Regions from separate parts of the Homo sapiens genome. Here region 2 is linked to region 1. The links are chromatin loops, found by intact Hi-C in ENCODE. Cell type or tissue: PC-3. All regions are shown on one strand. Each heading gives the region's core, and the rest is flanking DNA. Links, peaks and the distances in the headings are about the cores only.

Region 1 (5,380 bases), core at 267-5,266:
TTCTTTTTACCTTCTTTTTTTTTTTTGAAATGAGGTCTCACTCTGTCATCCAGGCCGGAGTGCAGTGGTATGATCACGGCTCACTGCAGCCTTGACCTCCCTGAGATCAAGCGATCCTCCCACATAAGCCTCCTGAGTAGCTGGGACTACAGGTGTGTACCATCATGCCCAGCTAGTATAATTTTTGTATTTTTAGTAGAGATGGAGTTTCATCATGTTCCCCAGGCTGGTCTCGAACTCCTGAGCTCAAGCTCTCTGCCTGCCTTGGCCTCCCAAAGTTCTGGGATGACAGGAGTGAGCCACCACGCCTGACCTCTTTTTACTTTCTTAATATGACTCCTAGAAAATTTTAAATTTCCTGTGTGGCTTGCATTATATTTCTGTTGGGTAGCACTGTCCTAGAGGTGTATAAGCTAGTAAATAATACATATATTAATATAATACTTCATAGTGATGAATGCTTTGAAGAAAGTGAACAGGACAAGAAAATGGAGCCATATGGGAGGTGAGGGCTCTGGCAGTATTTCATAAGGGGCTTCCATGGAAGTCTTTTCTGAAGAGGTAATATTTGATTATCCAAAGATGCAAGGTCGGGCATGGTGGCTCATGCCGGTAATCCCAGCATTTCGGGAGGCCAAGGTGGGCAGATCACCTGAGATCATGAGTTCAAGACCAGCCTGGCCAATATGGCAAAACCCCGTCTCTACTGAAAATACAAAAACTAGCTGAACATGGTGGCACATGCCTGTAATCCCAGCTACTTGGGAGGCTGAGGCACGAGAATCGCTTGAACCTGGGAGGCGGAGGTTGCAGTGAGCCAAGATCACGCCACTCTGGCCAAAAAAAAAAAAAAAAAAAAAATGCAGATAAATCTTGATTCCTAGAGAAATTGCTTAGACTCTGTTTTTTCATTGTGTCACCAGCTAAAATAGTCAACGAATAATCATAGAGAAACTGAGGGGGTTAAAAAATGTGGAAATAGTTTGTACCTTCTTCTGTGATGGCCTGACAGGCTTACAAGCCAGGAATAATTATTTTTCTCTTGTAAACAGTCAGCAAATGTTCAGAGAACCATCTTATTTAGGCACAAGTAATAAAAATCTTACAAATAGATTTTTCCTTCCCTGTAGCTATTTGTAGCTACATTATCCGTTTTTATTTATTTCTGATAAAACAACACCCATGTCTGATGATGGAGGGGGGTGGGGAAACCATAAGCAGAACTTCATGTTCCTCAAGGGTCTAGCTTAATTCCAAACAATAATTGTGTTTCCTGTCTCAGCAGGATAAATGTACAGCACAGGAAATTCTGTATAGAGTGGGCAGAGGCACTTTTCAAATTTCCCATATGAAGAGTATGCTATTATTGGAGTAGGGTAATTTGAGCACCTCTCACAAGTATAGTATAAAAAGTTAAACCCAGATTAGAGAGTTCTGCCCAGGGGAAACGAAAGTAAACAAAAATTGAAGCAGTGAACTGTTGAAACTCTAAATGCCGTTGAACTTTGAGCATGAAGAAGCCCTCCAAACAGCCCGTGCACACAGTCAGAGAGCTGTTGTTAACTCAGATTCTATCATTTACAGGTGCCCCATGTTCATGACATGTTAATTAGGCTTGACAATAAACTCAGCATTTGTTTCATATTAGAACAATGAGATTTTATACATGACTCAAGGGCTATATTTAGTGAATTCAAATCCAATAAAATAAATTATTTCAATGCTTCTACATTCATATTTGGGAACCCTAAGTATACCACAGATCATATCATGCTGTTGACACCAAACCTCACGCACCAAAACCTTGAAATAGACCAGATAACCTAAACTGTGGGAATTAGGACTGTTCCTACCACTTAAGAAAGAGTTCTCCTGCGTTTGCTATATTTCCAGAACTTGGCTTTACATGAATCAAAGACATGAGATCTCTTCCCCCATTCTCCACTTACTCCCCAAATGAAAAGAAAATGAAAGAAAGGCCAAAGAGTATTTTCTTTATTTTCTAAAATTATTTCCAACTTTTCCTAGTGACTCTTAAAAATAGAAATGTGGCCAGTGGCTTACTGGTCGGATCCTGAGCCGATGATTCATTGCCATGAGACGTTATTTCGTGAGACATTCTCTAAGGGAATCCAGGGAAAGAATTCTGTCCTAGTCACTCACATATTATGCTTTTAAGAATGAGGTGTGGCCAGAGTTCTCAGAGATCCTTGAAGAGAAAATTATTTTCATTGTTTTTTCTGTTTGTTAGCACTTTAAAACTTAAAAACAGTTGGGATAATTCTACTCACTGTGTGGGGGACAGCATGGTGTGTTTGAAGACGTGCCCGGAAGAGCACAAAAAGTGACTCTTTCTCTCCCCCATACCACACACTCAAATATATGTCACCTCTCTATCTCACTCACGATTCACGCATCTGCAAAAGTTCACAGATAGCAAATTGGCTCTCCAATCAAAATAACAATGCCAGTAAAGAAACCTCAAAGGGTCCAGAAACAAACATTCAAACAACAGGGTCCTACGAAAATTTCATTAGAGAGGAAATAGGTCCTTAGAACAGAACAAAACTAAACAGAAACTCTGAAGGAAGATGAGAAAGAATACTATGAATGTGGTTAGCTAGAAAGCTATTCAACAGCTTCCTTGCTTCCCTAATATCCAGCTGCAGGAATATGCCAAGGGGAGAAAAAAAAATCTTTCTTAGTCCTACTAAACGTAGGAAAAGTGCTATTCTGACTCCAAAGCTGAGCTGTAGATGGCAGTGAGTGGGTGGGAAGGGAATGTGAGCCGTCCCTAACAACAACAGAAAGCCTTCTGCTAGTATCCGTTCCCAAACTATAAACACTCAGAGACTCCTCGCCAAGCACATAATAAAAATTTCACCTCCCCCCCCAACCATGGTTTCCTGTAGTTTGTACTATTCAAATGCAAATTGTGATGAATATCAGCGTGGACTCTCCAACTTAAAGAACTCTGATTTTTTTTTTCATAAGTATCCAAAGCTTCCCACTGAGAAGAAAGCATCATTTAGGAGATACTCAACTGGTTGAGAAATATATGTGCTTATTTTAGAATTGGCACAAGAATATGTAAAATGATCCACTGATAATGATCACCCTAAGGGATGTCACACCCAAACGCCTATTTTTGCAAACAGAAAAGGAACAAATACAGCATTCTTTACTGAAAACTCTAAAGGAGATCCTGCACCATAAATTACAGACCTAATCTAAGAGTCAAGCAATGTTTACTCTAAAAGGTGACATTCCGAAATTTTCCTACAATCGGATTAGATGGAAGAGCACATTGTCTTTCTTTCACTTGGGAAGTAAGCCCTACCATAATTCTCTTTTAAGGGATGAATCATAGAGCCCCCACATCTGACAATGGATTAAGTCATTTGTTTTGTTTCTGGGATATATTCTACCCTTCACTACAACTGGGATCTACAATTTGTTCTAACATTTTCTGGCAATTTCTGATTTGTTCAGACAAAGACCAGAAGCTTAAGTCCCACGGAATTAACTGGTTGGATTATTACCAAGGTGGAACAGAGCCAGAAGGTTGAGAACATACACATCGTGTGCTCTTGGGACATAATATCTGCCTTCGCAAGGATGGTATCATTTCTCAGCCTCTCACCCACCAGTTAGCTCAACGAACTGGAAATGTTTTTCTTTCCTTTCCCTTTTTTTTCCCTAATTTTTTAACAGCAGGAACAGAATAAACTGGTAATAAATCAGGCAAGCAATATTTTTTTTTTTGCTTCTTGGAACATACTAGAAAATAATAGTAACTTATTTGTTACAACACTTATATCTCTACATTAACCAACAAGCCAAAAAGAAGATGAAAGAAAAAATTAAGAAGAGACAAAGAGGGAGGAGGATGGGGAGGAAGAAAGAAGGAGGGAGGGAGGGACAGAGGGAAGGAGGGAGGGAGGGAAGAGGGAGGGAAGAAGAAAGGAAGGGAGGAAATTTTCTGATTCTAAAAAATCAGAAGTCACCAAAGTAGCTTTCATATTCAACTAATTGAAGAGTATGTTTAAATAATATTCCATTTGCCTAGTACTTCACAGTTTCACATACATCAGCAATTGGTTGCCTGATATCATTTATCATCTTTTATACTGGAGGAAACCAATGATTTCAAAGATTAAATAATTTAAGAATGATCATGTACCTAGTACAATATTGAGCCAAAATAAAACTTGGTATTTCAGTCTGCTATGGTTTGAGTGTTCGTCACCTCCAAAACTCTTGTTGAAACTTAATTGCCGATGTGGCAGTATTGAGGGGTTGGACCTTTAAGAGGTGATTAGGTCACAAGGGCTCTGTCCTCATGAATGAATTAATTCTTTCATGGATTAATGGGCTAATGGGTTGTTATGGGAGTGGAACTGGTGTCTTTATAAGAAGAGGAAGAGAGACCTGAGCTAGAATGCTCAGCCTTTGTGCCATGTGATCATGTGATGCCCTGTGCAGCCTTGCGGCTCTGCAGAGGCCCCATCAGCAAGAAGCCTCTCACCAGATGACTCTCCTCAACCAGCTTCTAGAACTGTAAGGAGTAAATTTTGTTTCTTATAAATCACCCAGTTTCAAGGATTGTGTTACAAGCAATGAATCAGACACAGTCTTAGTTAATAGTTAATAGTAATAGTTAATAGTTTTCATCATGACACTAGAGAGCTTTCATTTATTCTGGTTCTGCTACGATACTTACATTAATCTCACATTTTCACAGGTATTTCCCAGTTTTTATGAACCCTCTCCCAAAATTATTTTGTGAGAAATTAAAGCACTGCACAACGTTGCAGCCACTGAAATTGTTCATAGTACAGATCGCATCTGTAGATCCATCTCCTTCTGCTTTGCTCAGAAAACACATTGACTTGGGTGGTGGGCCTGTCTTCCTACCCGGTTTCTCTTTTTTTCTTTTCTTTTCTTTTTTTCTTGAGACAGGGTCTCACTCTGTTGCCCAGGCTGGAGTGCAGTGGTATAATCACAGCACACTACAGGCTCTATCTCTTGGGCTCAAGCAATCCTCCTGCCTCAGCCTTCCAAGTAGCTCATCTACAGGCATGCACCACCACACCTGGCTATTTTTTTTTTTTTATTTTTAGTAGGCACAAGGTCTCACTATGTTGCCCCAGGCTGGTCTCCAACTCTTGAACTCAAGAGATCTTCCTGCCTCAGCCTCCCAAAGTGTTGGGACTCTAGGCATTAGCCATCCTGCCCTGTCTTGCCCAGCATCTCTACCCAAAGGAAAGTACTCCTGCTTCATAGAAGTGCTTCTTAATGGGGGCAATTTTGCCCACCAGAAGACATTTGGCAACATCTAGAGACATTTTTCGTTACCACAACTATGGGGAAAGGAGAG
Region 2 (5,380 bases), core at 180-5,179, 54 kb after region 1:
AATAATAACCTCCTAATTAAGAATTTTAAAAAAAATTTTTTTTGAGACAAAGTCTCACTGTTCACTGTGTCACCCAGGCTGGAGTGCAGTGATGATCATAGTTCATTGCAGCCTTTAACTCCTAGGCTTAAGCAATCCTCCCACCTCAGCCTCCGGAGTAGCTGGGAATACAGGTGTGCACCACCATCCCTGGCTAATTATTTTAACTTTCGTTTTTGTAGAGATGGAGTCTGGCTGTGTTGCCCAGGCTGGTCTCAAACTCCTGGACTAGGATCCTTCTGTCTCAGCCTCCCAAAGTGCTGAGATTTACAGGAGTGAGCCACCGCACCTGGCCTAAATTTTTGTTTTGTTTCCTTTTGTTTTGTTTGAGACAGAGTCTCGCTCTGTCATCCAGGCTGGAGTGCGGTGGTACCAGTCTCAGCTTACTGCAACCTCTGCTTCCCAGGCTCAAGAGATCCTCCCACCTCAGGCTCCCAAGTAGATGGGACCACAGGTGTGCACCAGCACACCTGGCTAACTTTTTGTATTAAAAAAAATACAAAAACTAGAGACGGGGTATTTCCATGTTGCCCAGGCTGGTCTTGAACTCCTGGGCTCAAGCAATCTGGCCACCTCAGCCTCCCAGAGTGTGGAAATTACAGGCATGAGCCACCGTGGCGGCCTCTGAATTTGTTTTAAGCCACTAAGTTTGTGGCAATCTCTTACAGTAGCAATAGGAAACTAATAGAGTAGCTTATTTCATCCTCAACCATTCTATGAGGTATGCCGTATTCTCCCCATCTTGCACAAGAAAAAGGCTCAGTAAAAGTTAAGACCACTGTCCAAGGTCCCAGCTAGAAAGTGGTGGTGGTGCTTAAAATTAATCCCAAGTTTTTCTGAAGTTCAAGCCCAAGCTTTCATTATGCCTCCCAGTTATCTAGGGTTATTTCACTTCCACCTGTGTGCTCCCAGGAAATAGCCTTACTTCTCTTTTGTTTTTTGTTTTTTTTTCTGAGACAGAGTCTCGCTCTGTCACCCAGGCTGGAGTGCAGTGGTGGCTCCATCTCGGCTCATTGCAACCTCTGCCTCCCGGGTTCAAGCAATTCTCCTGCCTCAGCCTGCCACCACTTCTGGCTAATTTTTGTATTTTTAGTAGAGACAGGGTTTCACTATATAGGCCAGGCTGATCTCGAACTCCTGACCTTGTGATTTGCCTGCCTCGGCCTCCCAAAGTGCTGGGATTACAGGCGTGAGCCACCTCGCCCGGCCATAGCCTTAACTTCTTGAAGTAACTCTCTCAAGCGGCTGAACAGATTCACCGTGTCTTCCATCTACTGAGCTACTCTCTACTGTGCTCTGATATAGCTACGACACTTTTGGTTGTACATGAAGAAACCTAGTTGAACTAGCAGAAGTAAAAAGGGAGAATTTATAACAAGAACAAAAAGATATCTCATGAAGCCCAAGTCCAGGAAGGTGATTAGGCCTTAGGAAGGACTGAAACCAGGAGATGGGAAGCTAAAAAGAACCTGACCAGGCTGGGCATGGTGGCTGAATGCCTGTAATCCCAGTGTTTTGGGAGGCTGAGGCAGGAGGCCAGGGATTCAAGATCAGCGTTAGCAACATAGAAAGTTCCTATATCTACAACAAAATAAGTAAATGAACAAAATAAAATAATCCAACCAGCAAGACCTTCTGTTTTTCTTCTTTTTTTTTTTTTCCTTTGAGATGGAGTCTTGCTCTGTCACCCAGGCTGGAGTGCAATGTGCAATCTCAGCTCACTGCAACCTCCGCCTCCCGGATTCAAGCGATTCTCCTGCCTCAGCCTCCCAAGTAGCTGGAATTACAGGCATGCGCCACCACATCCGGCTAATTTTTGTATTTTTAATAGAGACGGTGTTTCAACCTGTTGGCCAGGCTGGTCTCAAACTCCTGACCTCAGGTGATCTGCCCGCCTCAACCTCCCAAAGTGCTGGGATTACAGGTGTGAGCCACCATGCCCGGCCTGGCCTTCTGCTTTTCCATTCCTGCTTCTCTGCATCTTGGCCTCATTCTTTTCACTGTAGATTGACTTTCTCTGTCGGTGCATTGTCATGGTGGAAAATGTCTACCTTTGTGCTCAGATTTATACCTTACAGATCCAACTATTCAAAGAGGCCGACTGACAGTCCTCAAGGCAACTTCCATGTTCCCTGGGGTAGAGAACTCGATTGTTTTGGTTTCCAGCAGGCATTCATCTCTTGTTGGATCAGCTATCAACAGGGTTATGAAGAACAAATATGGCTTCCAGGGACTCCCCTTAGCTGAGACAGTGGACTCAGGGCAGGGATACAAGAAACACTGAGCCGAGCTGATATCGCAAAAGATAAGTACCTCACATTTATTTTCTCCAAGTTTTGCCAAAAAGCAATAGAGATAATAAGGCACCTTCTTCCACACGGAAGACCTTCAGTGGTTTCCCAAAGCTTTCTTCCCTTGTGGTCATCTCTTTTCCTGGGAAACTCCCTAAATCCTTCAGCCATTCCTCATTATGACATAGTTCCCAGATCACTCATCAACTCGCCTCTTCCCCTACCGCCCCCTCAACCTATGAAACTTTGGCAGGATCCTCATTAAAAATTGTACTTTGTTTCCATAACGAACCTCCATTCTGCAAACATGGGTTGCCTAGCTCATTCAAATTGTTTTCTTTCTTTATTGTCCTTGGAGCCCACAAGGCATATCCTGACTCCATTAATGCAGCCTAAGATTCTTTGCTTGTCGGCAGCTGTATGCATCTGGCTCAAATTGAACTTGTGGCCAACGAGAAGCCCCAGAACTACTTCCCAGGAACTGCTGTCTGGCCAAGTCTCCCCATTCCCAGAAGTGAATAATTGATGCCAGAATCCACATCAATCCCTGGTAAATGCTCTCTTATTTCTTCCAATCCTTCATTTGAAGCTATGGAGACCATTGTGAATCTTGATCCTGTAATACCAATATTTTGTCTCCTAGAAATTGCATCTGAAAACCTTAATTCTTTAGTCCTGAATCAAAATGATATCCAGGATAGATCAAAGACAGGGTCCCAGGGCACACCCCTGGAGACCTTCTAGGTTTCCATGACTCTATTAATCAACATCAAATAACTGAAAATGTACTGCCAGTATTTTATGAACCTTTCATTCCTGGAACAGGAAAGGTGGCTGCCCAAATTCCTCAAATATTTTAGATGTTTAATTTTTATAAGGACAGAGAACATCTAGTATGATTATAATCTAGGGCATTAAGACTATGGGAAGCCTCTGAAAATCTTCTTTAATTTGGATGAATCATAATAACTGTCACTGAGTAAGCACTTACTAGGATTACTGAATTTACTTCTCACATCAACCCAGAGGAATTCATATTTCCATTTTATAAGTGTGTAACCAAGGTTACACAGAAGTCAGTTGGTGGAGCTGGAATTTGAACACAGGCTGTTGATTCATAGCCTAAATGTTTAAGCCTTACACCACGGGTGGATTTTTTTTTTTTTCTGTAAAGGATCAGACAGTAAATATTTTAGTCATTGGAGCCCATCCAGTCTCTGCCATTGTAGAGTAAAAGCAATCAGAGACAATATATAAATGAGTGTAGCTGTGTTCAAATTAAAAATCTTATTTATAAAAACAGGCAGTGTGACAGGTTTGGCCCCCAGACTGGAGTTTGCTAGGCCATCTTAGAATGTTCTTGCTTCCCCATCTGCATAGCAAAATCCTACTCAAATATGCAGCTCAAACATGATCTTTAAGTTACAAAACTAGGCAGCAACCTGGATTGACCTGTGGGCTGACCTCTGCCCTACACCAGCATGCCTCCCGACTTTGGATCTCACTGAAGAACTGTGAGGCTAAATGGAAATCCGAATCAGAGCCAGCAAGACTGACACCTTTCCCTTTTTTTTTTTTTTTTTTTGAGACGGAGTCTCCCACTATTGCCAGGCTGGAGTACAATGGTGTGATCTCGGCTCACTGCAACCTCTACCTCCCAGGTTCAAGCAATTCTCCTGCCTCAGCCTCCTGAGTAGCTGAGACAACAGGTGCACGCCACCAGGTCCAGTTAGTTTTTGTATTTTTAGTAGAGATGGGGTTTCACCATGTTGGCCAGGATGGTCGCGATCTCTTGACCTCATGATCCGCTCGCCTTGGCCTCCCAAAGTGCTGGGATTATAGGCATGAGCCACTGCACCTGGCCAACACCTTTTAAAATACATAAAGATTCACTCATTCTCTTTTTTTTTTCGTTTTTTTGTTTGTTTGTTTGTTTGGTTGTTTTTTCAGACAGAGTCTCACTCTGTCACCCAGTCTGAAGGGCAGTGGTACAATCTCAGCTCACTGCAGCCTCCGCCTCCCAAGTTCAAGTGATTCTCATGCCTCAGCCTCCCGGGTAGCTGGGATTACAGGCGTGTGACACCATGCCTGGCTAATTTTTGTAGTTTGGGTAGAGAAGGGGTTTTACCATGTTAGCCAGGCTGGTCTCAAACTCCTGATCTCGCACCCGCCGTGGCCTCCCAGAGTGCTGGGATAACAGGCGTGAGCCACCGCGCCCAGCCCAATCATTTTCTATTTAATACTTCCCTGAACAGTAGTGATTCCCTGTGAGGCTGTTTTGCTACCTTTTCCAAAAACTCCCCAAAATAAATTAATAAATTTATAACAATCCAACACATGCACACGCACACACACACCTGTGCTCTGAGTCCTGGCATATGTTTTCAGGCACCAAGAGCTTCCTAGCAGCCATGCATTTGTGTCCTGTAGCAGAAGTTTGTTCCCAAAGTGCTGGAAGTATCAGTTTGTGATTTGCCAGGATGAAAAAGGCAGTACGGAGGTGTCTTACTGGATGTTAGGATGCAAGCATTCAAGGATATGGTCCAGGAATCAGAGAGTAAAGATTAATTCAGGCTTAATGGAGGAGGTTGTAACCAATCCTGCAACCAGAAAAGAAGTCACACACAATTGTGAAGAGTAAGTGAAAGATACCAGGACCAGGCTGAGCGCTGAGGCTCACGCCTGTCATCCCAGGACTTTGGGAGGCTGAGGCGGGCAGATCACCTGAGGTCAGGAGTTAGAGACCAGCCTGGCCAACATGGCAAAACCCCGTCTCTACTAAAAATACAAAAAAATTAGCCGGGCGTGGTGGCAGTCGCCTGCAGTCCCAGCTACTCGGGAGGCTAAGGCAGGAGAATCACTTGAAGCCTGGAGGCGGAGGCTGCAGTGTGCTGAGATCACGCCATTGCACACTCCAGCCTGGGCAACAGAGCAGGACTCCGTATCAAAAAAAAAAAAAAAAAAAGATATGAGGACCAAAGCCCCATTATGAACTCGAGCAACTTGAAAAGAACAAAACAGGCATTTAATGCTGGTCCAGAGAAGACTAC

Evidence for each region. Peaks named below come from ENCODE experiments on the same cell type or tissue, not always from the same donor. Only the 100,000 strongest peaks of a DNase experiment are listed, where the experiment ranks them.
Region 2: it touches region 1 in a loop (10-fold over the local background); 15 of 110 quality-filtered maps call a loop at or near these places.

What each region holds. Positions count from the first base shown.
Region 1 is chr20:53,826,299-53,831,678 of GRCh38, reverse strand. No RefSeq gene overlaps it. Among named protein-coding and RNA genes, the nearest start is that of BCAS1-AS1, 86 kb to the left of the region's middle. RefSeq lists a cis regulatory region at 1,500-1,513 and enhancers at 1,435-1,579, 2,846-2,955. In PC-3, for the core only: a CTCF peak has its summit at 2,709 (motif pointing right); DNase peaks (open chromatin) are centred at 1,448, 2,118, 2,828 and 3,458; H3K4me3 peaks cover 3,196 bases; H3K27ac peaks cover 4,954 bases.
Region 2 is chr20:53,771,965-53,777,344 of GRCh38, reverse strand. No RefSeq gene overlaps it. Among named protein-coding and RNA genes, the nearest start is that of BCAS1-AS1, 140 kb to the left of the region's middle. RefSeq lists an enhancer at 2,058-3,257. In PC-3, for the core only: no CTCF peak of the experiment used is centred there; DNase peaks (open chromatin) are centred at 2,504 and 3,334; H3K4me3 peaks cover 1,388 bases; H3K27ac peaks cover 4,721 bases.